Linked DNA regions of Homo sapiens: region 1 is linked to region 2. Evidence: read pairs that join two places in POLR2A ChIA-PET (ENCODE). Cell type or tissue: Panc1. All regions are shown on one strand. Each heading gives the region's core, and the rest is flanking DNA. Links, peaks and the distances in the headings are about the cores only.

The links. Peaks named below come from ENCODE experiments on the same cell type or tissue, not always from the same donor. Only the 100,000 strongest peaks of a DNase experiment are listed, where the experiment ranks them.
Region 1: POLR2A ChIA-PET joins it to region 2 with 17 read pairs; 6 of 35 experiments call an interaction of 5 or more read pairs at or near these places.

What each region holds. Positions count from the first base shown.
Region 1 is chr19:38,098,524-38,109,374 of GRCh38, reverse strand. It overlaps SIPA1L3 (signal induced proliferation associated 1 like 3), which reads right to left. Exons shown (of 22, transcript NM_015073.3): 5 at 9,225-9,413; 6 at 8,149-8,323; 7 at 2,735-2,838. Among named protein-coding and RNA genes, the nearest start is that of SNORD152, 59 kb to the left of the region's middle. In Panc1, for the core only: no CTCF peak of the experiment used is centred there; no DNase peak of the experiment used is centred there.
Region 2 is chr19:38,035,146-38,045,996 of GRCh38, reverse strand. The region is part of intron 2 of SIPA1L3 (signal induced proliferation associated 1 like 3); the gene reads right to left. Among named protein-coding and RNA genes, the nearest start is that of SNORD152, 120 kb to the left of the region's middle. RefSeq lists enhancers at 287-336, 8,451-8,952. In Panc1, for the core only: no CTCF peak of the experiment used is centred there; a DNase peak (open chromatin) is centred at 5,736.

The sequences.
Region 1 (10,851 bases), core at 1,219-9,218, 64 kb before region 2:
GGGGTGGGTCTTTTCCATGCTGTTCTCGTGATAGTAAATAAGTTTCACGAGATCTGATGGTTTTATAAAAGTGTGGTTCCCCTGCACAAGCTCTCTTGCCTGCCACCATGGAAGATGTGATTTTGGTTCTTCTTTGCCTTCTGCCATGACTGTGAGGCCTCCCCAGCCATGTGGAGCTGTGAGTCCATTTAACCTCTTTTTCTTTATAAACTACCCAGTCTTGGGTAAATCTTCATTAGCAGTGTGAAAATGGACTAATACACCTCTCCCCTGCTGGTCAGTCTCCGAGGAAGACTCTGTTATCTTCACAGGTGACGCCGTATTCACAGTGTTTGGCTTATTTGCTGAGATTATATTGTTCTTTTTCTTTTTTCTTTTTTTTTTGGAGACTGAGTTTCACTCTTGTTGCCCAGGCTGGAGTGCAATGGTGCGATCTCGGCTCACTGCAACCTGCACCTCCTGGGTTCAAGTGATTCTCCTGCCTCAGCCTCCTGAGTAGCTGGGATTACAGGCATGCGCCACCACGCCCAGTTAATTTTGTATTTTTAGTAGAGACAGGGTTTCTCCATGTTGGTCAGGATGGCCTCGAACTCCTGACCTCAGGTGATCTCTCCGCCTCAGCCTCCCAAAGTGCTGGGATTACAGGTGTGAGCCACCAAGCCCAGCCTATTATATTGTTCTTATTTACACAGTTCTAGCATTCATGTAGCTGTTAAAGAATCTGCCAATGCAGGAGATCCATGGACGGGAGTCCCACGGAGCTCTAAGTGACATGGCTCACAGTGTGAACTCCAGACACGCTTTGCAGCTCAACTCCTACTGTTGAATGGTTAGTTCTTTATGTGAGTTTTAAGTGGCATTAAATCAAATCGCTAAAGCAGCTATTGACTGTGGCTGGTCCTGTACTAAACACTGCACAGCCTTATCTTCAATTCATCATCTCAATGAATCTCTTAACAACCCCGAGAGGCGTTAACTCATTTTGCCCCATTTTACAGATGAGAAAACTTAGGCTCACAGAGGTTAAGTAATTTTACCTAAGTCACATAGTGATGGAGGGAAAGAGCCTGGATTCTAACCCACTTCTTAACTCTACGACTCAAGCTTTTCCCCAGCGCCCCTCCCACATACTCAGGAAAAGGCACTGCTCTCTGCGCCCCTCCTGTGTGTCGGGCCCTGTCACGCTCCGGTTGCCGCAGGAGTATATGGACCTTTCTCAATGACCCTGATTCAGGGGCACTACGATTATACCCATTTTACACAGCAGGGACTCAAGGCCCAGAGAGGTGAGATCACTTACCTGAGATCACACAGCTAGGAAGTAGCCAAGAAAGAACTCAAATTCAGGTCTAATTCTGAGATCAAAGCGCTTTTTTTTTTTGCTTTTTTTTCTCTTTTGAGACAGAGTCTTGCTCTGTTGCCCAGGCTGGAGTGCAATGGCATGATCTCAGCTCACTGCAACCACTGCCTCTTGGGTTCAAGCAATTCTCATGCCTCAGCTTCCTGAGTAGCTGGGACTATAGGCACACGCCACCATGCCTAGCTAATTTTTGTATTTTTAGTAAAGATGGGGTTTCACCATATTGGCCTGGCTGGTCTCAAACTCCCGACCTCAGGTGATCCGCCTGCCTCAGCCTCCCAAAGTGCTGGGATCACAGGCATGAGCCACCAAGCCTGGCCTAAGACCAAAGCTCTTAATAGCATGTTTTTAGATGAACCTTAGGAAATCAATATTTGAGCATTTTTGGCCTACAAAGTCACTTGTGCCAACTGGGAAAATACGTACACTTACTTCCTAAACTGTCAGCACTCTGGGGCTTCTGTTCATTAGGAACTGGAAGAATTGCTCTGTGGGCCCAGCCTGCAAGGTGGGTCCAAGAGAGGAGCCGGGTCACAGCTGCAGCCTCTTGGCAATGAGTGTTTGGTGGCGCTGCCCACCTGGTATCCCTGCCTCCTGCTGGCAGCCACACCCACCCAGTTCAGGAAAGCACCTCCCCAACCTCCATCCGTTTCAAGTTGAGCTGGCACCACTCACCCTCTCTAGGGTTGGGCATGAGCCTCGGGCTTGGCCAGTCTGCCCTTTCCACCCCTACCCCAGGCCCCAAGACTGGCATGTGAATAGTCCAATGAGACTCAGCTCTGAAACACTTCTGGGACAACTGGAAAAAACAGCACTCTTTCTGCTGAGGTGGCTAAGCTGGTGGATGTGAGCCTAGGGCTGCTAGGAGGTATCTTTGCTTTGCACCTGTGAATAAAGCTGCTGTAAAGAAAAGTGGAGGTGAGAAATGGGGAAGGATTCCTAATATTGTTGGAGTCCCTGGATCCAACCAGACCTGAGGCCAGCCCTCTCTACAATCTTAGAGTTATATAACCCATAAATCTCTTTTTCTAGTTAAGCCAGTTTGGTGTGAGTTTCTGTTACTTGCAGTCAAAATAATGTTGACTGATTCACTCTTCTTCTTAAGACCAGTGATGACTCAAGAGGCCCTGGAGGGGCGTCGGGCTAGCTGGGGCTGGGCAGGGCGCCCAAGAAGCAGCAGGAAAGACTGGGGCCAAAGTGACATCTCGAACCACACCTGGGCTGCTCTCTAACCCCCAGGGAAAGTGACCATAGTAAAGATGGCCTCCAAGGTCAAGGGCCTCCATATGATCCACAGGACAGAACTGGGAGGGCCAATGCTGGTGGGTGGGCAGCCAACATCCGGCAGCCGTGCCTCTGCTGAAAATCACTGACCTGCTGCCTGTTGTTGGGGGTGTAAGGGAGCAGGGTGGAGACATGGAACATGATCTCGTAGTCCTGGTACATCGTGTAGAGGGAGTGGGTTCCCGTGGAGTCGGCTGAAACAGAAATGCCAGTTAGGACCATGTTTCCAAAACCTCTGGGTTTTTGCCATATCCCACGTACCATCTGTGCTGGTTTTTAACTTGGTGCTTTCACTTCAATCTACTCTTAAAAATTAAATACACTGGCCAGGCCTGGTGGTTCACACCTATAATCCCAGCACTTTGGGAGGCTGAGGCAGGTGGATCATCTGAGGTCAGGAGTTCGAGACCAGCCTGGCCAACATGGTGAAACCCCGTCTCTACTAAAAGCACAAAAATTAGCCAGGCCTGGTGGCGGGTGCCTGTAGTCCCAGCTACTCGGGAGGCTGAGGCAGGAGAATCGCTTGAACCCGGGAGGCGGAGGTTGCAGCGAGCCGAGATCACGCCACTGCACTCCAGCCTGGGAGACAGGGTTAGACTCTGTCTCAAAAAAAAAAAAAAAATTAAATACATTTAGATAAAAAGGAAACCCCATTGCTATGTACCCACCAGACTGGTAAAAATTAAAAAGTCTGACAGCACCAATGGTTGGCGAGGATGTGGAGCAAATGGAACCCTTGAGGTGGCTGGTTAGGTGTGTAACTTGGTACAAGCACTTTGGAAAACTTTTTAGCAATCTCTCTTATACCTGAAGATAGGCTTAATTGATAACCTGGCACTTCCTTTCCTTGGACCACAGCCCAGAGAAATCATGCACACGTGTCCTGGGATATGGGTACAAGAATCTTCAAGCGTCAGTCAAAAGAATGGGTGAACACACTGGTCAATTCACACTGTGGAAAAATATACAGCCAGGAAAAGGAATGAGTCGCGGCTGCAGCATGGGGAAATCCTCTAAATGTTGAGTGAAAGATGCTGACACAAAGCAGCACACACAGTGTGATCCCATTCATGTGACATGCAAAAGCAGGTCAGATTATACCAGTCAGGGATGTGTAGGTAAGTAGCAAAACTATGAAGAAAAGCAAAGAAATGGTTATCATTGAGCATCAGGATATGAGTTCTCTCTAATAGGAGGGAGGGTTATGGCTAGGAAGAGGCAAACCTGCTTACTGAGCCCATGTTTCAGAGTGGGAAACTGAGGCATGGAGAGGGAGTGCCTTCCCAAGGTCACACTGTACTGAGTGGTAGCGTCTGGACCAGTACTCAGGCTGTTGGATTCCAGATCTGTTCTTTTTTTTTTTTTTGAGACAGAGTTTCACTCTGTCACCTAGGCTGGAGAGCAATGGCGCAATGTGGGCTCTCTGCAACCTCTGCCTCCTGGGTTCAAGCAATTCTCCTGCTTCAGCCTCCTGAGTAGCTGGGATTACAGGTGCCTGCCACCATGCCTGGATAATTTTAGTAATTTTAGTATTTTTAGTAGAGATGGGGTTTCACCACATTGCCCAGGCTGGTTGAACCCCTGACCTCAGGTGATCCACCTGCCTCAGCCTCCCAAAGTGCTGGGATTACAGGCGTGAGCCACTGTGCCTGGCCTCCAGATCTGTTCTTAATAATATTCAATGCTGCCTCAGTGTCTGGCGGGGACACTGAGGCCACAGCTGCCAGTGCCAGAGCCAGGTTGGGAGCCGGGTAACACCCAGGTATCTGCTCAAGCCAGGGCCATTCTTGCCTGTAATTTGGGGAAACTCATTCCAGGAGCACTATGCTTCCTGGGGTCCTCTAAGAGAACCCACTTCCTGGCCAGGCGCGGTGGCTCACACCTGTAATCCTAGCACTTTGGGAGGCCGAGGTGGGTGGATCACCTGAGGTCAGGAGTTCAAGACCAGCTTGGCCAACACGGTGAAACCCCATCTCTACTAAAAGTACACAATTAGTTGGGTCTGGTGGCACGTGCTTGTAATCCTAGCTATTCAGGAGGCTGAGGTGGGAGAGTCCCTTGAAACCAGGAGGTGAAGGTTGCAGTGAGCCAAGATCGTTCTAATGCACTCCAGCCTGGGTGACAGAGCGAGACTGTCTCAAAAAAACAAAAAAACAAAAAAACCAATACTAACACTCACACCTGCCAGCTTCCTCCACGCCAGGTGAGCCCAGGGAGGCCTGCTGCCTCCCCGCCCACCTAGGGGGACACCCACGCTGGCGGAGCTCTGGGAAGCACTCGGCACAGAGGGAGGGCTCAGGATGTTTGGGGCAAAGCTGACCCACGGAACCCTCACCATGCTTCCAAGATAAGCGCAATTATTACCTTCACTCTACAGATGAGGAAACTGAGGTCGAGAGAGGCAAAGCCACCTGTCCAAGATCACGAAACTAGCAAATGGCATAATAACATGCTCGTTCCTCCTACAGCCTCCTTCAGCGGAGGAGCAGGGGAAGGTGATGATGGCCCCAGACACCTGCCTAACACCTCACTTCTCTCTCTAAGATTTGTCTCCTGATCTGGGCTTCTGTTTTGTTTTCTAGAAGAGCAAACCGAGTCTTGGCGAGGTGTGGGGAAGAGCAATGTCTGACTGAGCCATCTTGGGGCCTTCTCACTCCCAGCTGACGAAAACCCACTCCCAAGGACAGTGGTAGTCCATTCCCCAGGGAGCTGTGACACCTGTGAACATTACCCATCCACCCACCCAGCTACTTCTCATGAAACATTTCAATCCTATATATCATATACATATATATATTTTTTTCTTTCCTTTTTTTTTTTTTTTTTTTTGATATGGAGTCTCGCTGTATCGCCCAGGCTGGAGTGCGGTGGTGCGATCTCGGCTCATTGCAAGCTCCACCTTGCGGGTTCACGCCATTCTCCTGCCTCAGCCTCCAGAGTAGCTGGGACTACAGGCGCTCGCCTGTATTTTAGTAGAGACGGTGTTTCACCCTGTTAGCCAGGATGGTCTCGATCTCCTGACCTCATGATCCGCCCACCTTGGCCTCCCAAGTGCTAAGATTACAGGCGTGAACCACCGCGCCCGGCCCCTTTTTTTTTTTTGAGATGAAGTTTTGCTCTTGTTGCCCAGGCTCGAGTACAGTGGTGTGATCTCAGCTCACTGCAACCTCTGCCTCCCAGGCTCAAGCAATTCTCCTGCCTCAGCTTCCCAAGTAGCTGAGATTACAGGCATGTGCCACCACACCTGGTTACATTTTTGTATTTTTAGTAGAGACGGGGTTTCACTACGTTGGCCAGGCTGGTCTCGAACTCCTGCCCTCAGGTGATCCACCTGCCTCAGCCTCCCAAAGTGTTGAGATTACAGGCGTGGGCCATTGCGCCCAGCCCCATATATCATATATATTTATGTACACATACACATGATAAGCACAGAGACTGCTGCAACAAATACGTCCTATGTGATACCACCTTAAGAAAAAGACCACTACCCACACTCTAACGTGAGCACCGTTTCCTAGACACACCCACCTCTCCCCAGACAGCCAACCACTATCCTGCATATTGTCTCCAGTATTCCCTTGTTTTTTTTTTTTTTCTACTGATTGATTGAGACGGAGTCTTGCTCTGTTGCCCAGGCTGGAGTGCAATGGTGCGGTCTTGGCTCACTGCAACCTCTGCCTCCCGGGTTCAAGCGATTCGCCTCAGCCTCCCAAGTAGCTGGGATTATAGGCGTGAACCACCACGCCCAGCTAATTTTTTTGTATTTTTAGTAGAGATGGGGTTTCACCATTTTGGCCAGGCTGGTCTCGAACTCCTGACCTCAGGTGATCCACCCGCCTCGGCCTCACAAAGTGCTGGGATTACAGGCATGAGCCACCATGCCCGGCCTATTTATTCTTGAGATGGGGCCTTGCTTTGTCATCCGGGCTGGAGTGTAGTGGCATGATCATAGCTCACTGCAGTCTCAAACTCCCAGGCTCAAGCAATCCACCCGCCTCAGCCTCCCAAAGTGCTGGGATCACAGGCATGAGCCACCACGCTTGGCTCTGTTTTTCTTTAGAGTTCCACTGTGTAAGAGCATATCCACCAACAATATATTGCTGGGTTTTTGTTTTTGCTTTTTTTTTTTTTTTTTTTTCAGAGACAGGGTCTTGCTTTTTTGCCCAAGCTGGTCTTGAACACCTGGCCTAAAGCAATCCTCCTTCCTTGGCCTCCCAAAATGTTGGGATTACAGGTGTGAGTCATCCTGCTGGACCTTTTTGCCAGGTGTAGTGGCTCATGTGTGTAGTTCCAGCACTTTGGGAGGCCAAGGATCCCTGGAGGCCTTGTGTTTGAGACCAGTCTGGGTAACATAGCAAGACCTTGTCTCTATAAAAAATAATAATTGGCCAGGTGTGGTGGCTCACGCCTGTAATCTCAGCACTTTGGGAGGCCGAGGTGGGCAGATCACGAGGTCAGCAGTTCAAGACCAACCTGGCCAATATAGTAAATCCCCATCTCTACTAAAAATACAAAAACTAGCAGGGAGTGATGGCTCATGCCTGTAATCCCAGTTACTTGGGACGCTGAGGCAGGAGAACTCCTTGAACCTAGGAGGCGGAGGTTGCAGTGAGCTGAGATTGCGCCACTGCACTCCAGCCTAGGCAATAGAGGCAGACTGTTTCAAAAAAAAAAAAAAAAAGAAAAGAAAAGAAAAGAAAAAAATTGTTATGTAAAAGACATCATTCAGGTCCCACTCTTCTGAGGCTTGCTGTCTTTGCGCAGCACGAAGCATGTGGCTCTCTTCCACGCTGATGCCTGTGGTGCCAGTTCATCTCCTCTGGGTGAACACGGCGCAACTCTGCCAGTGTGCACTGGGTGCACCGAGGTGCCGGTGGTTAGGGATATTCAGTCCTCTCCTGCCATGCACGTGCACATTAGACAGAGTGCATACCTAGGAGTGCAGGAGCTGAGTCACAGAGCAGCGTCTCTTCAAACTGGACTTGAATGTGCTGTACTGTTTTCCAAAGTGGCTGCACATGGCCAGGCGTGGTGGCTCATGCCTGTAATCCCAACACTTTGAGAGGCTGAGGTGGGTGGATCACTTGAGGTCAGGAGTTCGAGACCAGTCTGGCCAACACGGTGAAAGCCTGTCTCTACTAAAAATACAAAAATTAGCCAAGTGTGGTGGTGCACACCTGTAGTCACAGCTAGTTGGGAGGCTGAGGCAGGAGAATCTTGCTTGAACCTGGGAGGTAGAGGTTGCAGTGAGATGGGATCATGCCACTGCACTCCAGCCTGGGCCACAGAGTGAGACTCTGTCTCAAAAACAACAACAACAACAACAACAAGTACAACAACACGAAAAAATAAAGTGGCTGCACTTATTTGTGCTCCTACAAGTGAAGTCTGAGAGCTCCCACTGCTCCACGTCCCCACCGTGGCATCCCCAGGCCTTTTAAGCTTTGCCTGTTGAGTAGGAGTGCAGTGGTGGCTCACTGTGATCTAACCGGCCCCCTACTTACTCTTGACGTCCAGCTGGGCAGCGTACTTGGTGAAGCCCTTCAGGCAGACCTTCTCGCCGATGAGGGAGAGGAACTCCTCAAAGGCGGGGCCGGCCTCCTCATTGTTGTACATCTCCTCCTCGGAGCTCTGGCCGGCCTTGCAATAGAGGATGCCCACCTTGTGCTTCCGGCAGAGCTGCAGAGGCAAGAGTGGCTTTGTGGAGGCAGGCCAGGCAGAGATGGCAGAGGGAAGGGAGCAAGGGGTATGTCTGAGGCCTGAGGCCCTGGGAGCTGCTGGGACCACTCGGGAACCCAGAGCCATAGCCAGACAGGGGAAAACAGTGTTGGGGCATGGCAGCATGTCCCAGTTGTCCCTCCCCCTCCCTTCCACTCCAGAGAAGCACAACGAGGTATCCAGGCCGCCTCTTCTCGCTATGGCGGGTGGAGGACGGCTGGTGATGCCACACTTGCATGAAAGAGACTGTTGCCTTGGCCGGCATCCCACAGTAGGTGGACTGGGATGGGCTGAGATTCTGCAAAAGCAAAATCTGGAGGGCTCAAGGCTTATAGTCAATACCTTTTTTAGGGAGTGGGCTCCCAATAACTATGTTTGCTTTAGGTATCCCGGATCCCCCTGGTCACTGGTGACTGGGCCATGGACAGCCACCTGACCTACGCCATAGCCCAATCGATGGCTCTCCTGTGACCAGGGTCAGCCTGCTGGGGTCTGCATGTGGCTGTAATTCTAACAGACTGGGAGCTGTGGGAGAGGCAAGAGAAGCAGAGGGAGCCAGCATGTGGAGCGGGGAGGAAAGACACACTAACCCCCCACTATAGACACATATATGCATGCACACATGGGGACCTAGCAGCTATCTCACCCCCAGACAATCTCCCTCCTTTAGGAGACCCAGTTACATTCTTGCTCTTGGCACCACTAGAATTTGATTTGAATCCCTCCTTTTGCTGAAACCAGCTTAAGTAGGTTTCTGTTACTTGCAAAGAAAAAAGAAAGTGACCAAGATAGAAAAAGCTACCAGGAGTGGGGTTGCAAGGTACTGCCCCAGCAGCACCCCCACCTCCAGCCCCTGACTCACCCCTTGCTCATCGAGCTTCAGCAGTTGCTCCGTCACCTTGGGGGTGTTGAGGGCCAGCCGCAGGCAGTGGATGTTGAGCTCGGGGATGACATACTCCAGGGCATCCTTCAAGGGCAGGCCCCGCCCGGTCCCATGCTTGGTGGCTGTGGGCGTAGCATCTTCCAGGATGGAGCCCCGCAGGGTGATGAGCTACTCAAGGGAGAGAAGGGAAGGTTAGGGGGCTCTCGAGACCTAAAAAGGGATAAGAGCATAGCAGAGGTATCTTGTTTTGAAAGAGACATGTGTGATGATTGGAAGTTTGTGCTCTAAGGTCAGAAAGCCCTAAGTCTGAGCCAGAACTTGAACCTGCTGCCTCCTGGCTGTGCGGTCTTGACCAAGTGACTTCATATCTCTGAGCCTCAGCTTGCTCTTTTGTGAAATGGGTACAGGATGGTATCGTAACCTTGAAGGGGTGTTGGGAGGATTAAATGAGACAATAATGTAAACTACCTTCATTTGTTCAACATATACTGGCTGAGTGCCTCCTGTGAGGCACTGAGTCCTACTCTAGGTGCAATGAACAAAGACCCTTGTCCTTGTGGAGCTGACACTGGAATGGGGGAGATGAATTATGTAAGGCAGTAGGGAGTATAATGAAGAAAACAGGTCCTACCAGGAGGTGGGCTCTTGTCATTATTACAGTAACACTGTATTATGTACACATTACTGTAAATGCTCAAGTAAAACACCCACCTGCCTTGAATACTGGCATCATCTTGGATCTTGAACTGTGGCACTGGTTTCAGACCAGTTTCATTTAAAAAAAAAAAAAAAGGCCAGGCGTGGGTGGCTCACACCTGTAACCCCAGCACTTTGGGGAGGCCAAGGTGGGCGGATCACTTGAGGTCAGGAGTTCAAGACCACCCTGGCCAACATGGTGAAACCCCATCTCTACTAAAAATATAAAAATTAGCCAGGCATGGTGGCATGCACCTGTAATCCCAGCTACTTGGGAGGCTGAGGCAGAAGAATCACTTGAACCCAGGAGGCGGAGGTTGCAGTGAGCCAAGATCGCGCCACTGCACTCCAGTCTGGGCAACAGAGCAACACTCAGTCTGAGAAAAGAAAAGAAAAGAAGAAGAGAAGAGAAGAAAAGAAAGGAGGGAGGGTAGGAAAGAGAGAAGAGAAGAGAAGGGAAAAGAAAAGAAAAGGACAAGACAAGACAAGACACCACCAGTGATTCTAATTTGGTTGGTCTGGGATGGGGCCAGACATGCATGTTTGCATACATGGCATATTTTTAATCCTTCTCAGGTGCTTCTGATGTGCAGTCAGGGATGAAAACCTTTAGTCAAAGCCAATCACAGCCATCTCATTCCCATTCCCCAGATGTTGCTTCCCAAGTTTTTCCTATAGGCAACCATGTGATCAATTCCAGGCAATGAGATATGAGGAGAATTGTGCTTGGTGAGGACTTCTGGGGCAGATTTCCCTCTAATAAAAGGAAAGCCCCCTTTGGGAGGCCGAGGCGGGCGGACCACTTGAGGTCAGGAGTTTGAGACCAGCCTGGCCAACATGGCAAAACCCTGTCTCCATTAAAAATACAAAAATTAGCTGGGCCTGGTGGTGCATGCCTGTAATCTCAGCT
Region 2 (10,851 bases), core at 1,936-9,935:
GGCTTGAAAGTGCACACAGAAGTTTAGAAAGAATTAAATGAAGTTGTATCACTTCTCCCCTGAAAACCCTTCTGTGGCTCCCAGGGGCTGTGGGAAGAAAGTCCAAATCTCCTACCGTGGCTCACCAGACCAGCTGACCCAAGTTTTCCTTCCCGCACTCTGCTCCTCCAACACACCCAGTTCCTCCCCACCTGCGACACCTTGGACCTGCACACAGACTATTCTCCCAGCCAAAATGCCCCAGCCTCCAGCCCACCCCAGGCTAGTTCCTGTTCATCCTCCCCGTCGAGCTTCACAGGTTGCTTCTTCAGAAAAGCCTCCTCTGACACTCCCACGCCCACCCCAGCCTGGAATAAGACCCCCACCTCCTTCCTGCCTGTTATTCTCTCTCAAGGCCCCCTGCACTTTTTCTTTCTTTTTTTCCTGAGACAAGGTCTTGCTCTGTCACCCAGGCTGGAGTGCAGTGGCGTGATCATGGCTCACTGCAGCCTCGACCCCCCGGGCTCAAGCGATCCTCCCACCTTAGCCTCTCGAGTGGCTGTGTACCTTTTCTTTATAGTTTCATTGCCACAGTTAAATTACGTGGCTGAGTGATTATTTGGTATCTTTTTTTTTTTTTGAGACAGAGTCTCACTCTGTCACCCAGGCTGGAGTGCAGTGGCATGATCTCAGCTCACTGCAACCTTCCGCCTCCCGGGTTCAAGTGATTCTTGTGCCTCAGCCTCCCGAGTAGCTGGGATTACAGGCACGCATCACCACACTGGCTACTTTTTGTATTTTTTGTAGAGACGGGGTTTCACCATGTTGGCCAGGCTGGTCTCGAACTCCTGACCTCAAGTGATCTGCCCATCTTGGCTTCCCGAAGTGCTGGGATTACAGGTGTGAGCCACTGCGCCCAGCCTGATTATTTGATATCTATCTCCCCCACTAGGTGGTGAGGGCCATGAAGCCAGAATAATGGTAATGATAGGATTTAACTTGTAACAACAGCTCAAGCCTATCAAACACTGATGATGTTTTACAGCATTATCTCATTGATTCCTGACAACAGCTCCATGAGTCAGTATTATTATTAGACTCATTCTCTAGATGGGGATGCCACGTCAGTCCTGTTGGTGGCACCAGGCACTAAGTAAATGGTCTGGGGGGCGCCCAGATGTCTGGGTTATGTTTCTGATTCTCCTTCCCCATCATCATCTGGGGACAGGAGCCCAGGTCCATAGAACACACTTCTGCCATACTCCACAGTGACGACCCCCAATTCCAAGGGCTCCTCTGCGTTCTAACCTCTCCCCAATCCATGAAGACATTAATTTAACACATTTTTATTGTGCAGCTATTGTGTGCCAGGTGTGGCCTGAACAGAGAGAAAGCAACAAACAACACGTGTAGTCACACCTTCACAGGCCTCAACAAAGCCCCGTCTCTCTTGAACCTGCTCCCTTCAGCCTTTTGTGCCTCCCATCTAGCAATCACCTCGGGCCCTCATCAACCTCCTGCCTCACTGCAGGGGTCCATACTCTCCAGGTCTCCTCCCTCCTCACTGGCACTCCCTCCCCAGCCTCCTTCGCTGATTCCTCGCCGTCTCTCCGCACAGCTTCGCTCTTCCCCATCCACACGGCTCTCCTCGTGATTTCAACACCTCTGTGCTGGGGACCCCTACTTTTCCTTCTCCCCCCTGGACCTCTCTCAACTTCAGGTATGCGTATCCAACTGTCTCCTTGCCATCTCACGCAGCTGTCTGACGGGCACCCAGCACCGAACAGACTCAGCCACGTCTCTGATTCTTCACAAGGCCTTCTGCCACTCCCTGCAAACCCCGACCCTGGGGTCCCTCAATGCAGTATCTTCACCCCTCAGCTGGTGTCCAGGCCCAAACCTCAGGGTCATCCTAGCCCCCTCTCTTTCTCTCACCCCTACATCCAGGCCATCAGTACTCACTGTCAGCTCCACCTTCAAGATATAAATGGGCTCACCCCTCCTTCACACCCCCACAGGCAGGACCATGGACCACAGCAGGAGCTTCTGCCCCAATTTCCTGGCTCTGGCTCCTGCTGCCACACACAGCCAGAGGGACTCTATTAATCTATGGGTCAGATCATGTCCTTCCTCTGCTCAGAACCCTCCCCCTATCCATGTAAGGAAAAGGCCCCAGTCCCTAGCAGACCTCCTGTGGAACTCTCTGACCTCAGCTCCTCCGTGCCCTCTTTTTATCGTAGCCACTGAAGCAGGTGTGTCACGGTATCTCACTGTGATTATCACTCGCTTTTCCATGATGATGATTACGGATGGTGAGGTAAGCACTTTAACTAGTAATAGTAGCAACAGTAAATGGTTAACATTGACACAGCATTTACTATGTGCCAGGTACTAGGCTAAGTGCTTTCTTCATATATACGGTGGCATGATCCCTTCCTAAACCTCTTGGGCCTGATGTGTTTCGGAATTCTGAATAATTCAGATTTTAGAAAGGCAACCCTAGAAGGTTCTGAGCGAACAGTGGTAGACTATCACATCGATATTTCTGCAGTGATAACAAGACATCAGCTTGGATCACATTCCACCTGGGACTGTGGATCTGCTTTTTTCTTTCTTTCTCTCGCTTTTTCTCTATTTCTTTCTTTCTCTTTCTTTCCATCTAACTATTTATTTATTTTGAGATGAAGTCTCGCTCTGTCGCCCAGGCTGGAGTGCAGTGGTGTGATCTCAGCTCACTGCAACCTCCGCCTCCCAGGTTCAAGCGATTCTCCTGCCTCAGCCTCCCCAGTAGCTGGGATTACAGGTATGCACCACCATGCCTGGCTAATTTTTGTATTTTTAGTAGAGATGGGGTTTCACCATGTTGGCCAGGCTGGTCTCGAACTCCTGACCTCAAGTGATCTGCCCGCCTCGGCCCCCCAAACTGCTGGGATTACAGGTGTGAGCCACCGTGCCTGGCCCATGGATCTGTTTTAAATCCTTGAATGCCCACAACCATATTATGATGTAGGCAGCATTATCTCTTCTGTTTTACAGATGGAGAAACTGAGGCACAGGAAGGTAAGTGCTTTGGCCATGGTCATAGAGGTAGAAGGGGATGGCTGAGATTCCAACACATTCCAAAGGCCATCTTTACTACTGGCTTTCAGGGTAGCTGACAGGAAATATATCAATGTCGAATGAATGAATGAATGAGGTCAAGCTGGGGATGTGAGAGAACTAGTTACAGCTCACGCAGGAAGGTCAAACACTACTGAGCTAGCTATTTGTGAGTGGTTAACTTCATTTATTTTGGATAAAAGATGTAACCAAAGATAAAGCAAGATATGCCCAAAATATTATCCTTAGAAAATGTAGCTATATTTCAGGGTCTTTCACTTTATTTTATTTTGGAACAAGTGCTCTTTGGGAAAGACATATTAGCTTTTAAAAACTTAAATGATGCTAGTTTGGGCAATAATAAAAAGGGAGGCATATACTATAGGAGACTTGTTAAGTATTCCCAAGTATTCACAATTCCAAGTGTGATAAGTCACTGTAAACATGCTCTTTAAGCAATCTTAAAATTTATATATAGCCACAAAAAAACCCCAACTAGCCAAAGCAACACTGCGAAATAAAAAGTTGGAGGCATCACACTTCCTGATTTAAAATTATATTACAAAGCTATAGTAATCAGAACAGTATGGTGCTGACATAAAAACAGAATAAAATAGCCCAGAAATAAATCCAAACATAAGTGGGAAATAAGAATGAAACTGAGCCTTTCAAAGAATGAAATCTTATACCATACACAAAAATAAACTCAAAGAGGATAAAAGACCTAAATGTAAGATTTGAAACCATAAAACTCCCAGAAAAGAACATGGCGGAAAGCTCCTCAACATTGGCTTTGGCAATGATTTTTTAGACATCACACCAAAAGCTCAGGCTACAAAAGCAAAAATAAATAAACGGGACTACATCGAACTAAAAAGCTTCTGCACAGCAAAGGAAACAATCGACATAACAAAAAGTCAACCTATGGACTGGGAAACAATATTTGCAAACCACATATCTGACAAAGGATTAATATTCAAAATTTATGGAGAACTCTTACAACTCAATATTAGAAAAAAATAACCAAGTAAGAAATTAGCAAAGGGCCAGGTGTGGTGGCTTACACCTGTAATCCCAGCACTTTGGGAGGCTGAGACAGGAGGATCACTTGAGACTAGAGTTTGAGACCAGCCTGGGCAACATAGTGAGACCTGTCTCTATAAAAAATTTAAAACTTAGCTGGCCGTGATGGCTTGTGGCTGTAGTCTCAGCTACTTGGGAGGCTGAGGCAGGTGGATCACTTGAGGTTAGGAGTTCGAGACCAGCCTGGTAGCCTGGTCAACATAGCAAAACCCCGTCTCTACTAAAAACAAAACAAAACAAAAATACAAAAATTAGCTGGGGCCTGGTGCGGTGGCTCACGCCTGTAATCCCAGCACTTTGGGAGGCTGAGGCAGGCGGATCACGAGGTCAGGAGTTTGAGATCAGCCTGGCCGACATGGTGAAACCACATCTCTACTAAAAATACAAAAATTAGCTGGGCATGGTAGCGTGCGCCTGTAATCCCAGCTACTCTGGAGGCTGAGGCAGGAGAATCGCTTGAACCCGGGAGGCGGAGGTTGCAGTGAGCTCAGATCATGACATAGCACTCCAGCCTAGGTGACAGAGTGAGACTCCATCTCCAAAAAAAAAAAAAAAAAAAAAATTAGCTGAGCGTGTTGGCGGGTGCCTGTAATCCCAGCTACTGAGGAGGCTGAGGCAGGAGAATTGCTTGAACTTTGGAGATGGAGGTTGCAATGAGACAAAATCGAGCTACTGCAGTCTAGCCTGGGTGACAGAGTGAGACTCCAACTCAAAAAAAAAAAAAAAGTAATAATAATAAAATAAATAAAGGTTCCTTTAAAAAGCACGATAGGGGCCGGACACGGTGGCTCACGCCTGTAATCCTAGCACTTTGGGAGGCAGAGGTGGGCAGATCATGAGGTCAGGAGATCGAGACCATCCTGGCTAACACGGTGAAACCCCGTCTCTACTAAAAAAATTCAAAAAAATTAGCTGGGCGTGGTGGTGGGCGCCTGTAGTCCCAGCTACTTGGGAGGCTGAGACAGGAGAATGGCGTGAACCCAGGAGGCGGAGCTTGCAGTGAGCGGAGATTGAGCCACTGCACTCCAGCCTGGGCGACTGAGCGAGACTCCGACTCAAAAAAAGCAAGATAGGGACAAATGATTTTAAGACACGTTTAACCAATTTAAACAAAATACTTCAGTTGAAACTCTTAAATGGGGCATTTCAACTAGAATTTTGAATTTTTTTTAAAAAAAGGATGTGTAATATAGCACTGAAAACTGTCTCAAAGCAAAGTGCCACTGTGGGGGAAGAAAGAACATGGAGAAATTTTCCTAAGTTGTCATTTATTATTCGCACTGGAATGATGAGTCTGATTGACTCACAAACAGGCGATTATATAACCACTTTTATATGTTCACGTTTACTCAGCCACTTACCCATGTTCAGTAACTGTCCTTAAACATCTGAGTTGGTTTTTTAAAAAAACCTAACAGTGAGTGGCTGTAGAGATCACCAATTCCTAAAAGGGGCATTAAAAAAAAAAACTGTCTAATGGTAGAGGAATGGCTTCCTGAGTGTTGGGATACAGTTTCCAGTGACAACATACACAAATTCAAGGGGTGCCACATCACAAATGCTTCAGATGGACGTGGAGACAGCGTACTCTGGAAATACGTGTAGATGACTCAAAAAGTGACTCTTGTAATAAGGATGTCTGTGAAAAGTGTGACTAACACTGTTTTATGACATGTGAGAGGATATACGGAACATTTTGAGTCCAATTTTCTCTTTTTTCCTTGAGACAGGGTCTCCCTCTGCTACCCAGGCTGCAGTGCAGTGTTACAATTATGACTCACTGCAGCCTCTACCTCCTAGGCTCAAGCGATCCTCCCACCTCAGCCTCCCAAGTAGCTGCGACCACAGGCACACACCACCACACTTGGCTATTTTTTTTCTTTGTAGAGATGCGGTCTTGCTATGTTGCCCTGGCTGGTCTCAAACTCCTGGCCTCAGGCGATCCTCCTATGCTTCCCAAAGGGACAGGATTACAGGCGTGAGCCACTGTACCCTGCTGAATTCAACATTTTTGATATCTGGATTCCAAACATGTCACAAAATTAATCAATTAGGAAATACAGAAAGGCAGCTGATTATGTTGTTCAAATCCCTGAATGTTTCAGGTGGGCCTCCAAACTTTTTTTTTTTTTTTTTTTTTTTGAGACAGAGTCTTGCTCTGTTGCCCAGGCTGGAGTAGAGTGGTGCAATCTTGGCTCACTGCAACCTCTGCCTCCCCGGTTCAAGCAATTCTCCTGCCTCAGCCTCCTGAGTAGCTGGGATTACATGCGCGTGCCACCACGTCAGGCTAATTTTTGTATTTTTAGTAGAGATGGGGTTTCACCATGCTGGCCAGGCTGGTCTCGAACTTCTGGCCTCAAGTGATTCACCCGCCTCAGCCTCCCAAATTGCTGGGATTACAGGCGTGAGCCACCATGCCCGACCCCCACCCCCACCACCCCCACCCCCCGCTGGCAAACTTTTTTTCATCTCTTTGGAAAGCTATCGAACCACTTTGTTTTGGGGCACGTATGGCATTTTTTAGGTACAAGTGTTGAAAAAAATCTGGAAGACACACACCAGCTCATAAAAGTGATTATCTTGGGGCATTATGGGTCCTTTGATTTCTTTTTTTAAACAACAAACAAGCATTACTTTGATAATCAGAAATGCAGGCTAGGCAAGGTGGCTCATGCCTGTAATCCTAGCACTTTGGGAGGCCAAGGCAGGTGGATTGTCTGAGCTCAGGAGTTCGAGACCACCCTGGGCAACATGGTGAAAGCTTGTCTCTACTAAAATACAAAAAATTAGCCAGGCGTGGTGGTGCACGCCTGTGGTCCAGCTACTCAGGAGGCTGAGGTATAAGAATTGCTTGAACCTCGGAGGCGGAGGTTGTGGTGAGCCAAGATTGTGCCACTGCACTCCAGCCTGGGCGACAAAGTGAGACTGTGTCTCCAAAAAATAAAAATTAAAATTAAAAAATTAAAGAAATGCAAACAAATAATACAGCTTTATAATGTCGCTCAGTAACTCTAACTGAATTGGTCAAGGGTGAGACCCAGGCCTTGGGATTTCTTAAAGTTGCCAACATAATTCTAATGTACAGCAAGGATGGGAATCATTATTAAACATTTTCCAAATTACACTGTAGAAGATGTTCCTGGGTGTCTTTCAAAAAGAAAAGTGCTCCATAGTCAAAGAAGCGGGTTTCTTTCCTGTAGGATTTCTCAGACTGTAACATGCACATGACTTTTTTTTTTTTTTTTTTGAGACGGAGTCTCGCTGTCACCCAGGCTACAGTGCAGTGACGTGATCTTGGCTCACTGCAACCTCTGCCTCCTGAGTTCAAGCAATTCTCCCTGCCTCAGCCTCCTGAGCAGCTGGGATTACAGGCGCCCACCACCATGCCTGGCTAATTTTTGTATTTTTAGTAGAGATGGGGTTTCACCATGCTGGCCAGGCTGGTCTCGAACTCCTGACAGGTGATCTGCTCACCTGGGCCTCCCAAAGTGCTGGGATTACAGGAATGAGCCACCTCGTCTGGCCTGCACATGACTTTTACATGAGGAAGATACAGTGCACAGTGGACATCTGTGTGTGTCTGCTCAGAACTCCTTTCCAGCAGCCATGCCATTAGCAAGTCCTGTCCACTCTACCTCCAAACCGTACCCAGAACCTGCCCCCTCCTCTCCCTCCATGCTCCTTACCCTGGCCCCATCCTCTGGCATCTCCAGCCTAGACTAGAGCAACAGCTTCCTCCTTACTCTCACACTGGCTTCTATAATTCACTGTCACCAAGGCACGCTAGTGGCAGATCCTTGGGACATGCAGAGTTTGAAAAATCTCCCGCTACCTGCCCTGACACTGCCCAGGGCATCCCTACCTGCCATCCTCTGACCATGGAAGGTGCCTGCTTTAAGATGAAGGCACCGTGACAGACAGTCCCCCAGGCTATTGTTGAGCTGCTGTGTCACCAGCTCACAGGGTCCAAAGAACCCTCAGACTTGGAGGTGGGGGGCCTGACTGCTTAAGTCTGCATGAATGGGGGTTGCCGTTACCTGGAGCCAAAAGCCTCCAATCCATACGCTCCTTATTGTTTTACTCTATTTACTGGTCAGCAGTTTTTTTCACCAGGTAAAAATTATCCTATGTATCTGCCTGGTTCACTGCCTGTGTCCCGCTCCTCGAATGCCAGCTCTGAGAACAGGGATATTTGTCGTCTTGTTCACTGCTGGAACACCCCCTGCCAAAGAGTGGGAACTCAGCATTTGTTAAGAGAATGACTGAGCTCATTTGATTCTTTCAACAGCTCCAAAAGGCAGGTGTTCCAAGTCCCAGCCTCCTCCTCACCGCCAGCCAGACCCGGCACCATCTGCCCCCACCTACCTCTCCCAGCTCTTGACCCTGCAGTTACACAGGTCTTCTTCCAGTTCCTTCGCAGAGTCAAGCTCCTTCCCACGTCCGGAGCTCTGCTGATGCGGTTCCCTCTACCAGGGACTCTCTCCCCATTCCTCGCCCCCACTGGGGGAAGGTCTACTTATCCTTCAGGCCTCCTCCCAAACGTCAGTCCTTATGACAGACGTTCCCTGACCTCTCAAGACATGTCCGGGCTCTCAGATATGCTGTCACGGCCCTCTGGGCTCCTCTGCCAGAGCACTTAGTGCAGACATAATCACACAGCTGTTGCTGTAATTACTTCAATTCTGTTTCCACCACTAAACTATGAGCTCCAGGAAGGCAGGGGGACACCTCTGCATTTCTAGAGCCCTGAGAAGGCCTGGCACACAGTAGGTGCTGCATAAATACCCCACCAGTCCACTGTGGCTATGAGAGTTACTGCTCACTGAGTATCGTATTTCTAGTCCCTTGTAGTTAGGCAGGACCGTGTGACAGTTCTGGGTGCAGGTGGAAGTGAACACGTGGCTTCTGGGCCTCGGCATCTAAGTGCTGCTGTGCACCTCTCCGTCCCCTTCTGCTGTGGTGTCTCTGCAGCCTGTGAGGCTCCAAGACAGGGGCAGGCCGGGATGGGGCGAGTGGGGGGAGCTCCTGTCAGCCTGGGTCCCTGAGGTACAAGGTTAAGCCCTCCCACCTGACCTGCCCATGTCACAAGTAAGAAATGGACATCTGTTGTGTCCAACCTCTAGGATTTCAGGGTTAATTTGTTACTGCAGCAGAAACTCGCCCATCAGAGGCATTCCTGTGAATGAATGAAGGCAGCTAGAAAGCAGAGACACTGTGATCACCGACCGGAAGGTGTGGAGCAGGGAAACGGCCACCAGCCACCCAGCACGGAACTCAGTGAAAGAACAGAAGCGGGGAATGGGCCAAGCACTCCACGGAGCTGCGACTCTGTGCTCCTGAGGGGGCAGATGAAATGACCCAAAGCCTCCACTGCCTTCAGACAGGGCCTGCCTGGGCAGCCCTCGGGACACACGCTCCTTAGGGATCACAGCCAAGTGTCCGTCCCTGGGGACGGGGAAGGAGGCAGTGCTGAAGCCAGCAACACCCTGGAAAACCCTCTTAGCCAGAGGAAGCTGAACCAGCAAGGCTGCATGAAAGGTCTGGGCTAATTCGGGCTGACAACCTTCCCTCCGAATCACCCACTGGGGCTGTGCCCTCCCGGCTCCATCCCAGAGAATAAATCACACTGTCAGGTCTAATTTGGGGCTTGGCTGATGGGCTGAGCAGAGCATCCATGCGTTCTGGCCACAGAGGTCAAGGGCAGCCTACACTCTTGAGGCCAGTGCTGAAAAGTCTCAGGAATGAACAAGAAAGGGGACCAGGAGGCCAGGAGCCATGGGTCTCCAACACACACCAAAGAAACTCCCAACTTGGCCCATGAAATTCCTGGCCCAGGCTTTCGCTGTATGAACTCTGCTCCCAGAACACAGTCCTGCTACACCTAGGCCTGTGCCAGCTCAGGGCTGGGTGCAGGGCGACCCCTCACATGTCTGGTGAATGAATAATCACAACAGCAGCAGCTCACGCTTATTATCTTATAGGCTGTTACTAAGCCACCTAACCTCCAACATGCAGTAAGGGCTAATGAATGCAAGCTGCCACCATCCTCCTCCTCCTCATTATCATCATCACCACCTCCACCACCGCCACCACCATCATCTCATCATCATCATCTCATTATCATCTATTATGCGACTTCTCGTGCCAGGTACTGTCCTAGGTACTTGAAATTCATAATCCCATCTTAATCCTTACAACCACCTTGGGAGAAAATGGAAGCACCCACAGTTAAGCTGCCCATTTAGGGCTAGTCACGGGCTCAGCTATGACTAGACCCCAGGTCAGCTGGATTCCGGAAAGCTGTGCTCTTGGCCACCGTGTCAACCCATTTTTGCTTTCATCTCCCTGGAGAAGCCTGTCCCCAAACTCCAAGTCACCGTTAGGTGCCTTCTTGGGGTTCCCACAGCCCCGTGGCTTCCCCTATTAGAACTCTTATCACTCTGGGTTGTTTACCTGCAGAACTTCCCAACATACTGTATACCAGGGTAAGCCTCGTGCCCAGCAAGAGGAGCAGGAACATGGGAGGTGCCCAATCAATGATGGTTGGTTGGAAGGATGGATGGAGACCCAAGTCTGAATCTTTCATTTTACTGAGGAGGGAAACAGAAGTTCAGAAAGGAGAGCTGTCGTGAGAGTTTCACTGAAGAAAGGCAGGTGGAGAAGATGGTAGAAACGGCTCCTTGATGAATC